3 separate regions of the Homo sapiens genome follow, and all the other regions are linked to region 2. The links are chromatin loops, found by intact Hi-C in ENCODE. Cell type or tissue: PC-3. All regions are shown on one strand. Each heading gives the region's core, and the rest is flanking DNA. Links, peaks and the distances in the headings are about the cores only. Region 1 overlaps GALNT2 (polypeptide N-acetylgalactosaminyltransferase 2). Region 2 overlaps GALNT2 (polypeptide N-acetylgalactosaminyltransferase 2). Region 3 overlaps GALNT2 (polypeptide N-acetylgalactosaminyltransferase 2).

Region 1 (5,637 bases), core at 2,307-4,806, 82 kb before region 2:
TGTATGGGAAATATACATGTACACATGCGTATACAGTCATAAGGACGTTTCAGTTAACAGTAGACTGCATATATCACAGTGGTCCCGTAAGATTATAATCTTGTATTTTTACTGTATCTTTTCTATTTTAGATAACAAATACCATTGTGTTACCTACAGTATTCAGGACAGTCACATGCTATACAGGTTTGTAGCCTAGAAGCAGTAGGCTGTACCATCTAGCCTAGGTGTGGAGAAGGCTGTACCATTTAGTTTTGTGTAAGTACACTCTGATCACACGAGCAAGAAATAGCATAATGATGCATTTCTTAGACCAGATCTCCATTGTTAAGTGATGCATGACTGGATATACACATACACATATGTGTATGCCTGTATAGATGCGTGTATTCTACATACTCCTAAATGTGTCATATGGCAAGGGTGCCTCATTGTAATTCTGGCTTTTTCCATAAATGTTAAACAAGCATCTTCTCCCACCGCCAGTCCTTTTCTTCCTTCAAGGGGACAGGGCCTCTGGAGCTTATGCCCAGCTCCTGTCGGATGCCCCCGTGTTCTGGTCACTCGTGTGCCCGTCTCTTCACACTCAGTTTTCCCACCCCTGAGCACCTCAGGTGCCAAGGTGTGTTTGTTGAACTGAAATTCTTAAGCCTGCTGAGTACATTCTCAGTTTGTCAAGACAGATAAACAAATACCTTTTTTAGATGATTTAAAAGATTCTTGACACAGTCCCAGTGGTGTTTTAACAACTTTTCAGGTCCTGATCAGCCAAACTCTGGGCCAAAAGTAAATGTTTAATAAACAACATAAGAGTGATGGAGGAAAAATGTATCTTAAGTGGAACTGTGTGTTCTGTAAATCTATGACAGATTACTGTTCCTGCTTTTGTTGTGTATAATTATTCTTGTTCCTCCTGAGAATTGCCCTCTCTTTCATCATGAAACGTATAAGATGGCCTCCTCCTCTGGTAATTTGGAGCAATTGGCCTGGGAGAGGATTGATGTGTAGTAAGGACAGTCCGTAGGAGAGATTTAGTGGGGGCAGTTTCCTTATCTTCTATTCTGTCCCTTTGCCAGACAGAAGCACAAAAAGTAGTTGGACTGAAAATGCTGCTTCCTAAAATTAGCTCTCCTCTTTGTTTTCCGAATGGTTTTACTGGTTGATGCGGGCACAATTTGCCCTTCTTGGGGAGCCTTCTGCATTGTGTAAAGTGCAAAGACACATCTATCAGAGAAGCTAATTTTAGGTGCTAGTAAGTTTTAAGGGCATGCAAAGCTCAAAACTTTGCCTGTTCTCTTGGAAGAAGATTTTTCCCTCCTGAAAAACAAGCTTCCTTTCAAAGTCAGAAAAGGGGAGCTTAGACGAAGCCCCAGGAGGGCAGGTATGTCTTGTTCACTGCAGTCTCCAGTGCCTTGCGAGGGCCCGGCATGCTGAGCGCTCAGTAACCCTTGGCCTAATGTACAGTTTTTCATTCTGTGAATCAGGAATAGAGCAACATAAGGGGAGCTTCTGCTTGAGACAGCAATGGCAGCATCAAAATAAACGTGGCAATTTTGGTCTTCAAGAGTGAAGTTGTGTCTCTGAAATTGTAAGCCCAAATGGATCATTTCCTTTTTTAGGTTTTAGAATTCCAGGTTTATTTTCTGGAAGAGCTTGCAGCAGATGGGCTTCTGTAGGGGAACGTTTATACCTTGGGGGTTCCGTTTCGAGAGTCCTTGATTTATTATTGTTTACAAATGGTGGTTGGAAATTGTTCATTGATTTGACATAAAGCTGCCCAGGCTTATTGTAAAAACACCTCTGCATCCAATTAGAATGACAGACACTTAGTGTGATGACTCAGGACAGTTGATGGCCTTAAAAAAAAAGCGAACAGATTAAATCACTCTCTGTTTTTTCATAGCCATTGATGGAAACAGATTCTGTGGGGTAAATAACAGAGTCTTGGGTGGTGGAAAGGTTGAAGATGTCCAGTAGTTGTGGCAGGGCAAGGATGGAGGACTTTTTCTTTGCAGGGGCAGTGGAGAGGCGGGGCCATGGGTGAAGACTGGAGAATACTCAGAAGGTAGCATGGACGAGAGTGTTGTTTGATGACTCTGCATGTGACCAGTAGTGACATTTTACTCACTGAGGCTCATATTGAGGTTAAGCCCGAGGTCCATTGGCCTTGCTGAGATCGTGTTTAGAACACAGCACTGTGCAGTAAGAGACTCCTATAACTCTATCAAATTTGCATTTGGAGGAATTGTAAAGAGCCTCTGTTACCTCCTAGGTGAGGCAGTCCAGGAAAACAGTTGCTAGAAGGAGCTATCTGCAGAAATAGACAGTTGTGGTCCTTTCATGTTTTAATAATTGTTCCCTGGATTTCAAGGAGTCAGTCCAAAATCCCCGTAATAGATTTTAGTAACGTTCATGGAATCTCAGTTTGCACATCATGAGACCTTTAGTGTGGTGTTTACTGTCTTCACCTTAATATACTTTGTATCCATGAGCAACCTTGCTACAGTCATGCAAAGATGATTATTTTTTATTCAGCAATAATTAGCCACAGTGTTGAGCACCCAGATGCCTTCCTGCAGCAGCCCCCCTTTTCTCCCCAGCCAACATCTGCAACTGTGAACAGATTTCCATCTTCAGCCTTGGTGGTTGGAAAGAAATGTAAGTCACCTTTTTTTCTGGTTGGTTCTGGGGCAGATGCCACCAGGCTGCAGAGGCAGTCTGTGTCTGTGGGGCTCACCAGGGCATGAGTTCTGCTCCCAGGAAAGAGATTCTTGCAGGATTTTGTCTGTGGTTCTAAGGAGACAAGTAGGTGGCACACAAAAACAGAAAATGAAAGAACCCATCCCTCCAAAACCACACACACAAAGCCAAAAGGAAAAAAAAAAAGCACATAATTATCATGTAGGCACTGTTGCAGCTAACCCTGATTTTGGCCTCAATTCTGAAACAAGTTAGCTGGTTTAGACAAACCCCTTATTAGGTAATGGATTGTTATTCATTCCTCCCCTTCTCCTAGTCATTTACTCCGTGAGAGCTGCTCCTACCTGACCTTCCACTGATTTTGGTAGCAGCATCTCCCAGAGCGACTGTTTCCTTCTTCAGCAGTGTTCCTTACTCAGGGTGTAAGATCTTAACCCCACAGAGCCCCGTATCAGGTTTAATTAACTAATTGATTCAGCTTGTGCTTACTGAGTGCGAGGCAGTCATGTGCTTCTGTTTGGTAAATGGCTTCATTTTCCCTCTAACTCCTGAGCGTCCTGAAGCTTCTCTTATGGTTCTCTCCAAAGGAGTCAGCAGGCTGGCTCTGCAAGGGTCAGTAGGTTCTGGGGTGGTGGGGGGCCGAGGGAGGCAGGGAGGTTGGCTCTGTCTTTATTTGGCATAGAGCTCCCCGAACAGGGTCTCTCCTCCTTTCTCCAAAGGTTAATGGAACCACTATCTTAAAAAGCTGAAATCTTATCTTCTGGGGTATTTGGGTAGAGAAGGCTAGGGAATCCCTTTTCCATGGTGGTGCAGTAGGTTCTCAGAACCAGCTGGTGGGCCTCAAAGAGAGGCGGCTGTATTTTAGCCTGATAATCTTGATTCCTGGTTTCCTGGCTCTGTAGCATCAGAAATGGGAAGCTTTAAAAGCCGTGCCTTGTTGGATGCACCGAGTCATAAAATAAATGTGATGTGCTGGGTGGGGGAAATGCGGGAGGAGGGAAACAGGTGGTTGGAGCTGCTTCGTGATGGCCGCCCACCCTGGCTCTCCTTTCTTAATAGGCTTCAGAAATCCTGGAATGCGTAATTCACCAGCTCACAGAGTTCCACCCATGTCCCCAGTGGCTTCAAAATGTAAATGACATTTGCAGTGCTGGGAGGTAGGAGGGCGATCCCGTTCCTTCCCTGGATCTCAGTCGCAGAGGTGCTGGCTCATGTGCCTGAGTGCAGCGGCTGGCCCGTCATTACTGGTCTTTGCAGGAAGCCACTCTGAAGGCACCTGGGCCCTTGCCAGGCTGAGTCACAGCTGACTTAGGGAAATGCCACACAGGACGCTTGCAGTCCCCCCGTTCTAAGCGTAGGTTTTGCAACTGCATACTCGGAAAATGAATCAGAGTGGGGGAAAGTGTCAGAGAAACAGCAGAAATGGAATGTAGGCAGGAGGGCCACAGTGGCGCTGTGGATTCAGACCACACCTTCGGCTCTGTTTGGGGCCCTTCCTGTAAGGAGCGTACTGATGCCAGAGGCTGGGGGTGTGGAAGGGAAGCTGCTGTGCTGTTAGATCCATTCTGCTATTTAGCCAGCCTTCCTTTTCCCAGCTGGCACAGACAGGATGTGTTAGAGAGGTGCTCAGACCTCCTTTCAGAGCAACTGAATCATTCTCCAGGAGGGACAGGGAGTCTGAAATGCAAACAGGTTCCCAGGGTTATTGAAGAGCAGCCAAACTGAACACCCACTGCTCTGTGGACTCAAGCTGGTTTTAGACATTGTTTGGTCAGGACCAGAGCCGAGCTCTGGGGCCCACTGGGGGCTCTTGTCGCACCATATCATTGATTCTACAATGCACATTTCCCCCGCCTCTCATGTTTTAACATGTCTGAAATCAGGATGCATCTTCCATGGATGGTGTTTCAGGGTTTCATTGATCGTGTTTTTCTTCCTGAGTGGCACACAAAATTAATGGTGCTCCCTAGAGTTGATGGTCCCTGCGGTTCAGTGAACCGTGTTGCTCTTGTGTAAGCTCCTGTGGGAACATAGAGTCTCTGTGTCCCACCTTCTTCCTCGCAGTGGTCAGCACGGATGAGGTGGGAGTTGCATAAATGTCAGCATTCGAAAGTGAGGGCGTCTGTCGGTGCTGTCTCACTGTGGGGCTTCAGAGAACGTGAGCACCTGTGTTTGCATTCTCCATCAAGGTTCATGTCCTGTTGGCTCATAAGCATGATTATATCCATTATACAAACTGGGGCACAGGCACCCAGAGAGAAGTCAAAAGACTTGTTCAAGATGGACAACTAGGAAGTGGTGGGGACAGACCAGTCCTGTCTGATGCCAGATCCAGCGCTGTATCTGCCAGTCAGCATGCACACTTTCATCTCTCCAGCCTCTTCCCACTCACCTTTACTCAACATTTCTGGGCCTCCATAGTGATTGTAGTAATTCGGTAAAGATGATTCATTTCTTTAGTCCGGTCTTCGGACTTGACTTCTTAGAAGCAGGTCTTGTGCAATAGTTGCATATTAACCACTTGGTGACACAGTGCATGAGGGTATGCCAACTCTTTTTGCTCATGGCCGTGCAGTGCAGAATTTCCAGGCATTGTCCGCTCTGTTTCCTGGACTTCGGAGTGATAGCAAAGTTTTGTATTCCCTGATCAGCTGTGTATCTCTGAGCAGCAAGTTGATCTCTCTGTATAAGGGTGACTGTGCCCATGGAGGATGGCATGCAATTGCCTAAAGATTTCAGTCTGAGAATCTGAGAAACGATACTGAATGGAGATGACAGGCTTAGTGCCTGCTTCCAGGAGCCATGCCTCCTCCTGGCCTGGAATGAATACCTAAACACCTGAGGCTCTGAGTTCCGGCAGTGTGCTGAAACTGCTGTTGGTCTGGCCCACTGACCCGGAAACCCAGCCACCTGAGGTTGTGACTTTAGGGCTTCTAG
Region 2 (7,317 bases), core at 2,075-4,574:
GCATGGACATTTTTATGCCTCATGCATTTTTATGCTCCTTTTAGGCACATACACATTAAGGATTGTTGTATCTTTTTGGAAAACAGACTTTTAAAAAATCATTGTGTAGTTCTGTCTTGATCCCTTAAAAATTCCTATGATCTAAAGTCTACATTGTCAGAAATTAATATAGCTATTCTTACTTTCTTTTGATTAGTGTTAGCATGATAGATCTAACTTTTCTTGGTAAAGGCCATTCTTTATCATTTTACTTTTAATCTATGTGTGTTGTTTTATTTATAGTGGATTTGTTGTAGACAACATATAATTGGGACTTATTTTTCGATTCTCACAATCTTGGTATTTTCTTTGGTGTATTTAGACCATCGATGTACACAGTGATTGTTGATATATTTAAATTCATATTTACTATATTTGTTATTGTTTTTTATTTATTGCCCTTATTCTGTGTTTGTACTTTTACCTTTCACACTTTTTCTGCCTTTTGTCGTTTTAATTGAGCTTTCTGTATGATCCCATTTTCTCTCTCTTCTCAGCATATCTATTATGTGTCTTAAAAAAAAATTAGTTGGTCTTCTTTCAGATAACACTATACTTTTTCACAGGTAGTGCACGTATCTTATAACAACAAAGTATTCTTGATTCCTCCCTCCCATCACTTATATCATTGCTGTCATTCATTTTACATCCACATAAGCATATGTATATAATATATAAAAGAATACATGATGGAATATATTGTTGCTATTATTATTTCAAACAACCCATTATATGATAGTTCAATTAAGAATAAGAAAAATAGGCGAGGAGCAGTGGCTCATGCCTGTAATCCCAGCACTTTGGGAGGCCGAGGCAGGCAGATCACCTGAAGTCAGGAGTTCAAGACCAGCCTGGCCAACATGGTGAAACCCTGTCTCTACAAAAAATACAAAAATTAGCCAGGTGTGGTGGTGCGTGCCTGTAATTCCAGCCACCTGGGAGGCTGAGGCAGGAGAATCGCTGGAACCTGGGAGGCGGAGGCTGCAGTGAGCCGAGATCGTACCACTATTCTGAGCCTGGGTGACAGAGCAAGACTACAACTCAAAAAAAAAAAAGGAAAAGTTTTTATTTTACCTTCACTTATTCCTTCTTTGATGCATCCTTTCTTCATGTAGATCCAGGTTTCTGATCGATGTTATTTTCTTATGTTAAAAGAGCTGCTTTTAACATTTTTTGCAAGGCAGGTCTACTGGCAACAAATTCCCTCAACTTGTGTTTGAGGAAGTCTCTATCCCTTCTTCATCTTTGAAGATCAATCTTTTTTTTTTTTTTTGCGACAGAGTCTCGCTCTATTACCCAGGCTAGAGTGCAGTGGTGCTATCTCAGCTCACTGCAAGCTCTGCCTTCTAGGTTCATGCCATTCTCCTGCCTCAGCCTCCCGAGTAGCTGGGACTACAGGCGCCCAACCACACCCAGCTAATTTTTTTGTATTTTTTTAGTAGAGATGGGGTTTCACCACATTAGGCAGGATGGTCTCGATCTCCTGACCTCGTGATCCACCCACCTTGGCCTCTCAGAGTGCTGGGATTACAGGCGTGAGCCACCGCGCCTGGCCTGAAGATCAATCTTAAATGGTACAGAATTCTAGGTGGTCATTTTTTTTTTCTCTGAGCCCTTTAAATATTTCCCTCTCCTCTCTTCTTTCCTGCATGGTTTCTGAGAAGACATTAGTTATAATCCTTCTCTTTGCTCCTCTATTGATAGGTAAGGTGTTTCTTTCAATTTTTTTTCTTTATCTTTGATTTTCTGCAATTTGAATATGATATGCCTCAGTGTAGTTTTTGGAGCCTTTATACTATTCTGTGTGTTCTCTAAGTTTCCTTAATTTGCGTTTTGGTGTTCAACATTAATTTGGGGAAATTCTTAGTCATTATTGCTTCCAGTATTTCTCCTGTTCCTTTCTCTCTTTCTTCTCCTTCCGATATTCCCATCATGCATATTTACACCACTGTAATTGTTCCACAGTTCTTGGATATTATTTCAATTTTTTTCATCTTTTTTGTCTTTGCATTTGAGTTTTAGAAGTTTCTAATGTCATGTCCTAAAGTTTAGAGATTTTTTTCCTCAGCATGTCATGTCTGCTAATGAGCCCATTAAAGACATTCCTCATTCTCTACAGTGTTTTTGATCTCTAGCATTTCCTTTTGATTCTTTCTCATAATTTCCATTTCGCTGCTTACATTATCTGTCTGTTCTTGTGTGTTACCTACTTTTTCCATTAGAGTCCCTAGCATATTAATTATAGTTGTTTTAAATTCCTGATCTGATCATTCCAACATTGTTCTATATCTGAGTCTGGTTCTGATACTTGCTGTGTCTCTTTAAACTGTGCGTGCGTGCGTGTGTGTGTGTGTGTGTGTGTGTGTGTGCGCGCGTGTGTGTGTGTGTTTAACCTCTTAGTGTGCCTTGTAATTTTATGTTGAAAGCTGGATGTGATGGACTTGGTGCACGGAACCCTGGTAAACAGGCCTTTAGTTGTGTGGTGTTAAGGTGTAGTGGGAGGGGAAGCTTGCTATAGTCCTATGATTTGGTCTCATTCTTTTAGGGAACCTTTGTGTCTGGGCTGTGAGCCTCACATTTGCTTCTCAGCTTCCCCCTCTCCACATCCTTAGGTGATACTAAAGTCTAGCAGAGGCTGGTTATTTCCTGTTCCTCAGATTGGACAGGCTCTGATAAATGCTAGCAGTTTAGTCCCTGTTTAAATAGTTTCTCCCGATGGCAGGCCTTATTAATAAGAACACAGTGCCCTGGCTTCTTTCAAAATGGTTATTTTCCCCTCTCACTGTTGTAAGCATGAGGGGATATTTCTTCAATATTCACTGTGAGGATCTGGTAGAGCTCCAGGAGGTAAAACTCACACAAATATAGCTGCCACACCCCCATGACTGGGTCCCCCTGGAGTTTTTAATCTCTTAGGCTTGTCCACAGTGAGCCTCCAGGAATTTTCCACTACAGTTTAGGTTTTCCTACCCCCGTAGTGGATCTTCAGGGGTTTCTACTTACAGGCTTCTGCTCCAGTGAATTGTGATTCCTTGTATTCACCTGTCCAATTTGGGGGGCTGTGGCTTGTGACATTTCTCCAACAGATCCAAGGCAGATCTCTAAGAAGTGCTGATTTTTCATTTTATTCAGCTTTTTACTGTTAGGACGGAATAACGACTTTCAAGCTCCTTACATGCCTATTGGGAACTGGACGTCCGTTTATGAAGTGTTTGCTTTGCTGGCAAGAGTGTTTGCTGGTGAGAGTGTTTGCTGGTGAGAGTGTTTGCACGTTGTGTTCTTGACTGTGGTTGGACAAGCGTCACCCCAGGGAGTCCAAGCCCCTCCTTTGTGCCCTCCCCATGCGTTGTCCCACCTACACCAGATGCAGGTATGTCACTGTCTCCTCCAGGAACTCTGACTGGACGCATGCATGCAGTCAATTTGTGTGTTAAGTCGGCCTCCCTGTCATCTTTCCAGCTCCTGGATGAGTCATGAAGCCCTGAGCCACAGTTCTTTCATATGTAAAGTAAACATTACCCACACAATGGGGAGCATCTGAATAGAATAGTTAATATTCCTTTATTATAATAATAGGAAGCTAGGATACACACTTCTGTTGTGTGGATTAATGAGAGACTTCCTATGGATTATCTTCTATTAAAAACATACAAGTGTTCTGATGGTTTTCAGGCAAATAGAGAGAGGGAGGGAAAAGCCATCTTCAGGTCATAGGCTGGATTTGACCATTGAGAGTCATACCTTACTTAAAATCATTTGAGTGCTCACATTGACTCTGCCTTTCATATCCTTAACTATTGCATACAGTTGGTTTTCTTATCTTCAAAGAGATCAGAATGTACTGATTTGCCTCTCTTTTGAGTTATTAGTAGTAATTTTTGATAAATGCACAATGTCTTTTTATTTTGCCAAAGGGCTTTCTTTCCTTTTTATGTTGAAACCATTTTTCTTACTAAACCAACATACACATAATTTTTTTGTTGTTAGAAATTATTTTCTTGTGATTGAAAAATACATTTTCCCTAAGCATGAGGAACACAGCTAAAGTTTTATGGTTTGCAAGAAACCGCTGGCCATGGCACTTCCCAGTGTGTCAGTGGTGTGTTCAGGAAGCTCAGTGGCTTCCTGTGTTCTGTGTGTTGGGCATGTAGCAGTTGTAGACAGATGGGCGGGAAGACATGACACCAAGCTGGATGCTTTTATGGCCACAGAACCCACTGACAGATGAAGGAGCCAGATCTAACAGGGCAGAGCAGTGATGTTCCAGGCCAACAGTCTCCAATTTTCTGATCGCACACTCTATGAACAGACGTATATTTAGACCACCTCCCACACACATATGTATTAAAATGCTTACTTAGGAATTACATGCATATTGCCGTACAGATTTATTGATACATTCTAAATGAAATGGGATAGTTCCCTTGACCCCTTCACAGGACTCAGCCCACAGCTCTCAGCCCCTCATGGGAGGAGCAGCATGCAGGTGAGTGGGTGCAGGGGCTGGGGTGAGTGCTTTTGGGCATCGGCAGGAGTAGAACTCTGTGCAGCCCCCCGGCAGCATCTGGGTGGGGCTACCTGTGACCCCTGGAGCCCTAGAGGGCATATGTTACAGTGTGCTCTTAGATTTGCTGTCCACAGATGACTTAAGTGTTAGCTCAGTGCAAGGTCAGTGTGACAGCCTTTTGCATCCACCCTCTTGGTACCTGAATTCTCGTCCGGTGTCCAGGAAGAATCAAGTTGTGCAAACAAATTGAAGGATGGTGAATGTGGAGGACTTTATTGAGCACTGGAAGTGGCTCTCAGTGGGATGGGAAGCTAGAAAGGGGGTTAAGTGGGAAGATGGTCTTCCCCTGGAGTCCTGCTGTCCCCAGCCAAACTCTTCTCCAAAGTCCTGCTGTCAAGCTGTCCCTCTGAAATCAAGCTGATTCTCTCCAACATCCGGCTGTTTCTTCTCTCCTTCTCTATTGCTTTGCTGGTAGGGCCTGGGGTTTTTATGGGTACAAGATGGAGGGTGGGGCGGGCCGGGGTGGTTTTGGAAAAGGCAACATTCGGGCAGGAAAACAGAAATGCATGTTCTCACTTTGGGCCCTACGGTTCCAGGCTTGAGGGTGTGGCGTTTGCTAGGGACCACTCTCTCCTACCCAGTATTTCCCTGCCTCCTGTTTGTATCATAAAGTGTATTTAAAATAAGCTATTATAAAGGATGAGGAAAATACTTGACAATGTCTGTCATTTTCTTTCTTTGCCCCAGAAGATTGTCTTATGTGGCCCCACTTTGGAGACTACCACTCTTGGGGCTGCCGTGGTCACAAAAACCCAGATTATTGTTTTAACTCTATTTCTTGCCTTGGTTCATCGTACTTTGGGGAAGAATCTGGAATTTGTATAAAGTATACCACCCAAGTGGCAGTCCCAGCTGGAAGTCATGGAATGGGGGCAAGAACAATAACCTGGGAGCACGGGATCTGGGTTCGGAACAAGGATGATGGCCGGGAGCTCTAGGCTCAGCTGTGCCACCAGTCCTGTGGCCTTAGACAAGTTAAGGAGTATTTGGGTTTTGTTTTCCTTGTCTGTAAAATTTAGATACATTCTTGCTCTAAAACTCTTTGATTCTGTTAACTGTGTCTTACCATTTCCCTTTAATCTCTATTCTCAGATTGGAATCACCAATTTTATTTTCTTTTACATGCTGTAAAAATATATCTCTGTAGTTCCCCCCACCCTCATACCACATTTCAGGTCTACTGTGGATGAGTTTTTGCCCATAAACTCTGTGACCCTTGCTTCTATTTCAGCATCATGCTTTCTACTTGGAACCACTGAATTTTTTTTTTCAGTGTTGGTTTTTAAAATATTGTCTTCAAATAGAGTATGTATATTAGTCAATATTTTGTATTTTGGAAATCTATCTGATAGAGAAGAATGTCATTTTTTCCCCTTGGTGTGGAAAAACTTCTGGATTGAAAAATAAGTTTCTCCCTGTAATTGTCTCTGAATCTGACCAGCCAGCCAGCTGGCAGAAGGACTGGCAAAGGAGCGGGGGCCGGAAGAGGAGCAGGGGCCAGTAGAGGAGTGGGGCCGGAAGAGGAGCAGGGGCAGCTGTAGGGGCTAGAAGGCCGAGGTCTGCCTCTGAGGACAGCTGTTGATGAGGTTCTTGTTGGAGATCTCTCACCCTTTGGTCAACGTGGCCTTTTGGAGCAGATTTTCTCTTTGCCTTTATGAGACCTTAGTGTCATTCTTGTATTCCTTAGTAACCTTGTGTAAAGGGCTGAGGCTTAGGAGAGACGAGGGTAGGGAGAGAGTTCAGAAAGGAGAGTCCTAAGGCCGTCTGGATTCTCCTTGAGCCCCCTCCCCATCCTGGTCCTGGGCTGTGTCTTCATCACAGCCACCCCTCCCCGATGTGCTGTTGGTTCAGTTACCCCAGACAGTGGATTTCTCAGAACAGAAATTGCTAATGTTCACGTAAAGATGAATGAAATGGGAATGATGAAATGTGTTAAGAGAACTTAAATCCAGGGTGTGAATTGCCACTGATCCTAACAGAGACGTTTTAGCTTTTCTACTTCCCACCTGCCGGAAGAAAGATGAGATAAACCACTTGTGTTATTTGTTCAGCATTGCTGCAGCATCAGAGAGGAGTGTTCCCCGACCCTTTGTTTTTCTAGGTGACTTAATGGGTTCTGGCATTGTGCATTTATCTTTTTAATTGTGGTAAAAGATGCGTAACACTAAAGTTGCCATTTTAAGCGTTGTTAAGCATACAGGTCCGTGGCATTAAGCGCATTCACAGTGTTGTGCAGTCATCACCACCATCAATTAGAGCTGTTTTCATCTTGCAAAATGGAAACTGTACCCATGTAGTACCAATGTCCCATTCCTCCCTCTCCCAGGCCCTGGTATTCCTGTTTCTATGAATTTGGTTCCTCTGGGTCCCTCATATGAGTGCAGCCTTACAGTACTTGTCCTTTATTTCTGGCTTGTTCACTTAGCATAACTCCTCCAGGTTCACCCATGTTGTGGGTCAGAATTCCCTTCCTGTGTCTCTGTGAACCATGTGCCCTGTGATACATGTCGTGTGAGGTGGAACCGTGTGACACTTGTGGGGAGCGAAGTCTACGTAGTTCTTCATGAGCCAGGCCTGAGGCCAGTGATCTGCACAGTGTTGTCATAAGGAAAATAAGTGGCTGTCAGTGTCTTTAGGGAAGCATCTTTTAAAAAGCAAGCAATGTGTGTATTGTACGTTTTAGAAATTCAGATAAGCAAAAATAAGAAAAT
Region 3 (7,317 bases), core at 2,727-5,226, 95 kb before region 2:
CCAAGTGTGTTTTAGAAAAAGCTCCCCATGTGTGAATGACTCTCACGCAGTCAGGTCTGGGGACAGCTGGTTAGGAAGGCGTCGCTGAGAGTCTCCATCTTTTGGGAGTAACTGCTGATGGTCATGGAGCCCTTGAATATCTGTTTGGACTTTTTGAGGGCTCTGAGCTTGAGCTTGGTCTTCTCTTTTGGAATACTTGGGTGTTTGCTTTAATATTCAGAGTTAAATATTGATGGGCATATAATGAAATGCCTACTGGATTACTGGACGATGCTTTTAGCTATGAGTACTTACTCTGGAAGCTCTGAGAATAATAAAAACGATGAACAGCAGATATTAAGTGACAGTTTAGAACAGAAGAAAAATACAAGTTTTCTTACAGGCTCTTGGCTAAATGAATATGGGGGTGGACTGGGGTATTCAGTAGTTGAGCAATCCTGGATTCTATTTTTCCATATTTGCATCTCCCCCCGCCCCCAATGTTTTTGCTTTATTTAACAATTTTTGGGGTAAAAACCATGTAACATAAAGTTTACTGTCTTAACCATTTTTAAGTGTACAGTTTTGTAGTGTTAAGTGTAGTCCTGTTGTGAAACTTTGTCATCTTGCAGATCTGGAACTCTGTATCCATTAAACAGTAACTCCCATTCTCACCAGCCCCTGGCACCCACCATTCTGCTTTCTGCCTCTGTGCACTTGACACCTCTAGGTGCTTCATGTAAGTGGAATCTTGTAATATTTGTCCTTTTCTGATTGGCTTGTTTTCACTAGCATGATGTCTTCAAGATTCATCTCTGTTGTTCTGTGTGACAGGGTTTTTTTTTTAATTCATTTTTATTGAGGTGAAATTCATGTAACATAAAATTAGCCATTGTAAAGTATACAGTTCAGTGACATTTACTACAGTTGTACAGCTACCACTTCTGTCTAGTTTTTTTTTTTTTTTCTTTGAGACAGAGTCTTGCTCTGTCACCCAGGCTGGAGTGCAGTGGCGCTATCTCGGCTCAGTGCAAGCTCCGCTACCCAGGTTCACCCCATTCTCCTGCCTCAGCCTCCCAAGTGGCTGGGACTATAGGGGCCTGCCACCATGCCTGGCTAATTTTTCATAGTTTTAGTACAGACGGGGTTTCATTGTGTTGGCCAGGCTGGTCTTGATCTCCTGACCTCATGATCCACCTGCCTCAGCCTTCCAAAGTGCTGGGATTACAGGTGTGAGCCACCGCGCCCGGCCACTTCTGTCTAGTTTTAAAACATTTTCATCCAAATGGAAACCCTATGCCCATTAAGCAGTTGTTCCCCATTTCCTCATCTCCCCAGTCCCTGGCAACCACTAGTGTACTTTCTGCGTCTGTGGATTTATCCATTCTAGATATTTCGTATAAATTGACTCAAGCACTGTGTGTCCTTTAGTGTCTGAGTTCTTCCACTTGCCATAGTTTTTGAGGTTCATTCAGGTAGTGGCATGTATCAACTTTCCCCCCCGACAGTTTTTATTATGGTAAAATACATATAACAAAACTGACCATTTTAACCATTTCTTTCTTTCTTTTTTTTTTTTTTTGAGATGGAGTCGCTCTGTGGCCCAGGATGGAGTGCAATGGTGTGATCTCGCCTCACAGCAACCTCCGCCTCCCGGGTTCAAGCGATTCTTCTGCCTTAGCCTCCTGAGTAGCTGGGACTACAGGTGCACACCACCATGCCCGGCTGTTTTTTGCGTGTGTGTGTGTGTGTTTTTAGTGGAGATGGGGTTTCGCCATGTTGGCCAGGCTGGTCTTGACCTCAAGTGATGTGCCCACCTCGGCCTCCCAAAGTGCTGGGATTACAGGTGTGAGCCGCAGTGCCCATAACCATTTCTAAGTGAACAGTTCAGTGACATTGTGTTCACATTGTTACCACCATCCGTCTTTAGAACTCTTTTCATCTAGCAAAACTGATACTCTGTACCCAAAAAACAGTAACTCTCCATTCTCCCTCCCTGCAGCCACTGGCGGCCAGGGTTCTACCTTCTGTCTCTGTGAATTTGACTCTTCTAGGTAGCTCATGTAAGTGGAGTCATTCAGTATTTATCCTTTTGAATTGGCTTATTTCACTTAGCATAATACCTACAAGGTTTATCCATGTAGCATGTGACAGGATTTCCTTTCTTTTTAAAGCTGGGTAATAGTTCATTCTATGGACATACAACGTTGTGTTTATACATTACGCTGCTAACACGTGCAACACATTTGCTATTCATCCTACTGTGAACACAGGTGTGCACATTTCCCTTCGAGACCCTGCTTTTCATTCTTTTGGGAGTACACCTGGTGGAACTGCTGGATCATATGGGAGTTCTGTTTTTTAATATACTGAGGAACCTCCATACTGCTTTCCACAGTGACTACACCAATTTTACATTCCCACCAACTGTACACAAGGGTTCCAGTTTCTCCACATCCTCACCAATACTTGTTATTTTCTGTTGTTTGATAGTAGCCATCCTAATGGATATGAAGTGGTATCTTGTGATTTTGATTATCATCTTTTTTTTGGATGAGGGAAAGTTTGACCCCATATGTGGGTGTCTGTCACCAAGATAGAATGAATGTAATTTCCAAGGAAAAATAATCCCAGGCAACCTCTTCTGGATTATGTCCCAACTGATTGGAAATGCTGGGAACTTTCTGTGGTTGAAGGACCTTGACATTTGTTGTCAAACTGCCTGTGAGTCACTTATCTTCTGGGGGAAAATAAACATAACCGTGTCTTCCAGTCTGAAGTGGGGTGGGTGGGTGATATGAAGCATTGCACACAGCAGAGCCTGCTGCCCCTCCACAGCCTCTGCAAATGCCGTGTGAAGGTGGTGGACCTGCTACCAGAACTGGTGTCCTGCTGTCTCTGTAGTTAACTCTTAGGAGAAATAACGGTTGTGTGTGTGGAGGTGAAGAATGGGAAGGGAAGGAGGGGTGGGGAGGGCTGGTGCTTCTGAGGTTCCCAAAGTTCCTGGACTCGAATTTTCTGTTGGCAAATAAGCTGGTCAGAACTTAGGAATGTGGTAAGTTGATCCAGGAAGAAGTTGAAGGTTTCTATCTGTGTTTTTCTGTGCGGTTGTGTATGTGTAACACGTTTGCAGAAATAGTTGAAGCTTATTATTTTCTTCAAAAGATCTTATTTTCTAGTGTGTAAATCACAGGTAATTAAATATGAGTTAAAGTAAGAGAGAGACCCTTGGGCTATCTCAGACTTAGCTTTGAGAGAGAGAATGATCATGGGTCTAAGGCATCACTCTTGGTTTTATAGGTTTGGAAACTCAATGTTATTAGTTCCATCTAGGAGTTATCAATGGGGGATTGGGGTTTACATGCATCAGAATTGTAAGATACTGCTAAGAATGACAGTTCATTAATTGATGAGAACTGTGCCTCGCTGAGAAAGCCAGCACTCCTGGGGTGTGTGTACTCCGCAGACCTTTTCTTTTGTTTGTTTCTTTCTTTCTTTTTTTTTTTGAGACGGAATCTCTGTTGCCCAGGCTGGAGTACAGTGGCACGATCTCAGCTCACTGCAGCCTCCGCCTCCTGGGTTCAATCTATTCTCCTGCCTCAGCCTCCCAAGTAGCTGGGATTACAGGTGTGTGTCACCACATACTAATTTTTTGTATTTTTTTTTTTTTTAGTAGAGACAGGGTTTCACCGTGTTGGCCAGGATGGTCTTGATCTCCTGACCTTGTGATACGGCCACCTTGGCCTCCCAAAGTGCTGGGATTACAGGTGTGAGCCATTGTGCCCGGTCCTCAGCAAACCTTTTCTATCGGCCTATTTCTATCTATTTTCTATCGGCCACCTTTTCTATTGGCCTATTTCCATCTGTCTGAGGAATCTTGATGCATCGGCCTTCTCGTTCTGGGGATCTTTCTGTGTATAGAATCAATACCCTCTCCTTAGGGTAGTGATGGAGATTGATTTTTCAAAAATCCCAACATGTAATTTATGAAATTATTGTTTCAGCTCCAGACTCTGTGCTCTGTTCTGCAGTGTTGGAGCTAGGACCGCACATCCCAGCTGCTTTGCCAGTGGCTTCCGGGCCACCTCCATCAGCAGGAGGCGGTAGAAGCACCAGCAAGATGGGGCTTTGGTCCTTCCTGTTGGCTTCCTGTTGCCCCAGCTGTAGCTGTTGAATTCAGTCTTCAGTTATCCCAGCACTGGCCAGCCAGCCTCATCGTCCACACTCCCTGCAGATCCCACCACTCCTCCAAGGAAGTCTCTACCTCAGGGCCCTTTGGCTACGCTTCTAAGGTTAAGTCTAACCGGTTCCCTCAGGCCTAGGGGTGGTGGCTGCTTCCTGTCGTTGCTACTTCCCTGATATCTAGAATTTTCCTTTTTCTACCCAGTTACCTGGTTACTGACTTTCTACCCAGTTAACAATTTATATTAAAGCCCTTCTGTTCAAAAAGCTTATGTAGTTTCTGCGTTCTAATTGGATCCTGACTAATACATCTGACTTTCAACATTCTTTAGTAATCAGTCAGCAAAATGATTTCATGAGATAGACGTATTATATTTAATTGGATTACAGTTCACCTTATATTCCTTTAGTTTTTTTTTTTTTTTTTTTTGCACTGATCTTTCTGATTTTCGTTAGGCTCGTCTATGTAATTTGAGACATAACTCCTCTCATTAGCTACTTTCTAAATCATCAGACTTGAGTTCTTTCCTGGAAAGATCACCACAGATGGCTAATGTCATTCATTTTGTTGGCTCTTTTGGCTTTATAGTAGAGGGTGACAATTCTTTTGTTTTTGGTTTTTTTTTTTGAGCTGGGGTCTTGCATGACCTCACTGCAACCTCTGCCTCCCGGGTTCAAATGATTCTTCTGCCTCAGCCTCCTAAGTAGCTGGGATTACAGGCACGCGCCACCAAGCCTGGCTAGTTTTTGTATTTTTAGTAGAGATGGGGTTTCACCATGTTGGCCAGGCTGATCTCGAACTCCTGACCTCAGGTGATCTGCCTGCCTCGGCCTCCCAAAGTGCTGGGATTACAGGTGTGAGCCACCGCACCTGGCCAAGGGTGACATTTCTAAACCTTATCTCTAAATTCTGTGTCCATTATTCAGTATTCCTTTAACTTGTAGAGCATGGCTATTACGTGTTTAAGCAACATATATCTCTAAAAAGATTCGAGGCCGCTTATAAGAGAAAGTATATTATGTGTAAGCACAGATTCATTAAAATAAGAGTTTAAAAATCTGGGGTCAAATTTAGGGGGTAGAGGGGATGAGGGATAAAAAGGTGAAGGAAAAAAGAAGTGGATGGAGAATTAAAGAATGAAGGAGAATTAACACTGAACACCCACCCCCATGGAGCCGGATCCTGGCTAGGTGTTTGCCATCTGTGTTTAGTTTAATGCTCAGCATAATCCTGCGTGGCAGGTATGTTACCCCCATCTATAGGTCAAGAACCTGAAACCCAAAGTGCTGGCCGATTGTGCTCTAGTCCCCCTATACATTTCAGCTTACGTCTACTGACACTAAGCCAAGGGGAGCTCCTTCAGTTGAACGTGCAATTGTATCTTGGTAGCCAAAGCAAGAAAGGAAGCATGTTGGGTTGCATAGTTCTCATTTGATAATACAATGAAACATTTTCTTGAGAGAGAGAAACATTTTCTTAGCCTTCAAGCTTGATAAGAATCTAGTGGATATTAACTTAAAGGGCACTGAACATGATAATAGTGTCCGTCAGGGGGAGAAATAACAGAAACCAAAAGCAGAGATGCACACGTGGCCGTTTATTTAAATCAAACCTGAAGCAGAAGGAGGAGCATTAGATCACAGTTGTGTAAAGGCAATTCTAGGAGAAAACGATGGACTGTAGCTAGCTTTCTGCAGTCCTGACCTGGCCAAGGGTAAAACTAGATCGGCTGCGGGCTGTGTTCCCTGGGCTTCCTGCTGCTTCACTCCTGGGAGGCAGCACAGAGTGGTTGTTACGGGGAAGGTTTTCATAAGTGCTGTGAATCCACCCTGGGCCGTTTACTGGCCTTGCACATGTGGGCAAGGTACGGTCAAGCTCAGCATGATGACATTTTAGCCAATGACAGATCGAATACCCAATGGTGGTCTCATAAGATTATATACTGTATTTTTACTGTACCTCTGTGTTTAGATACACAAATACTATTATGTTATAGTTGCATACAGTATTCAGTACAGTAACAAGCAGTCCAGGTTTGCAGCCTAGGTGTGTAGTAGGCTATACCACCTCGTTTTGTGTAAGTGCATGCTATCATGTTGCCACAATAATGAAATCACCTAAGGGCACATTTCTCAGAAGGTATCCCTGTCATTAAGCAACACATGACAGTACTTAATCTCTCTAAGCCTTAGCTTCATCCCTTCTTAAATGAGGGTAATAATACTGTTTCGTCCACCTGTGTGTGTGTGTTTGAGATAGGGTCTCGCTCTGTTGCCCAGGCTGGAATGCAGTGGCACAAACATCACTGCAACCTCGATCTCCTGGGCTCAAGCAATCCTCCTGCCTCAGCATCCTGAGTAGCTAAGAATACAGGTGTGTGCCACCATGCTGGCTAATTTTTTTTTTTTTTTTTTTTTTTTTTTGGTAGAGATTGGGTTTTGCTATGTTGCTCAGGGTGGTGTCAAACTCCTGGCTTCAAGTGATCCTCCCACCTTGGCCTCTTAAAATGCTGGGATTACAGGCATGAGCCACCATGCCTGGCCTTATTTTTATATATTTAAGAACATATGCTTTCGGCCGGGGTGGCAGCTCATGCCTGTAATCCCAGCACTTTGGGAGGTCGAGGCGGGTGGGAGGCGGGTGGATTACCTGAGCTCAGGAGTTTGAGACCAGCCTGGCCAACATAGTGAAACCCCCCTCTCTACTAAAAATACAAAAAAATTAGCCAGGCGTGGTAGCAGGCACCTGTAATCCCAGCTACTTGGGAGGCTGAGGCAGGAGAATCACTTGAACCCGGGAGGCGGAGGTTGCAGTGAGCTGAGACTGCATCACTGCACTCCAGCCTGGGCAACAAGAATGAAACTCCGTCTCAAACAAAAACAAAAACACCATATGCTTTCCCAACACATCTGGACAGCTGATATTAAAAAAGGGTGTATGTAGTAGAATTAAAACTATTACAAGAGAAACAGAGCCAGACAGTTTGGGGAAGGGAGAAAACAGAGAGGTTGTGGGGGCACTTACCTTGAATCTTCTTAGGTCCCTTGTGTGTTGTTTTGCCTAATCCTTCCCACACGTCTGCAAAGAGGATGATCTCCCCACGTAGAGACAGGAAGCGGATTCCGATACCTCGCCTTCCCTGTGTTAGATGTGCC

What was found. Peaks named below come from ENCODE experiments on the same cell type or tissue, not always from the same donor. Only the 100,000 strongest peaks of a DNase experiment are listed, where the experiment ranks them.
Region 1: a loop joins it to region 2, with 6 times the contacts of the local background. A loop is called at or near these places in 6 of 110 quality-filtered maps.
Region 3: it touches region 2 in a loop (6-fold over the local background); 5 of 110 quality-filtered maps call a loop at or near these places.

The regions. Positions count from the first base shown.
Region 1 is chr1:230,100,855-230,106,491 of GRCh38, forward strand. All of the region lies in intron 1 of GALNT2 (polypeptide N-acetylgalactosaminyltransferase 2), which reads left to right. Among named protein-coding and RNA genes, the nearest start is that of GALNT2, 36 kb to the left of the region's middle. RefSeq lists enhancers at 3,573-4,772, 4,144-4,865, 4,832-4,901. In PC-3, for the core only: a CTCF peak has its summit at 3,834; a DNase peak (open chromatin) is centred at 4,197; H3K4me3 peaks cover 1,822 bases; H3K27ac peaks cover 2,500 bases.
Region 2 is chr1:230,182,895-230,190,211 of GRCh38, forward strand. The region is part of intron 2 of GALNT2 (polypeptide N-acetylgalactosaminyltransferase 2); the gene reads left to right. Among named protein-coding and RNA genes, the nearest start is that of GALNT2, 120 kb to the left of the region's middle. RefSeq lists enhancers at 2,812-3,550, 3,551-4,289. In PC-3, for the core only: no CTCF peak of the experiment used is centred there; a DNase peak (open chromatin) is centred at 3,427; H3K4me3 peaks cover 1,100 bases; H3K27ac peaks cover 1,504 bases.
Region 3 is chr1:230,087,606-230,094,922 of GRCh38, forward strand. All of the region lies in intron 1 of GALNT2 (polypeptide N-acetylgalactosaminyltransferase 2), which reads left to right. Among named protein-coding and RNA genes, the nearest start is that of GALNT2, 24 kb to the left of the region's middle. In PC-3, for the core only: CTCF peaks have their summits at 4,066 (motif pointing right) and 4,267; DNase peaks (open chromatin) are centred at 2,996 and 4,426; H3K4me3 peaks cover 1,836 bases; H3K27ac peaks cover 2,500 bases.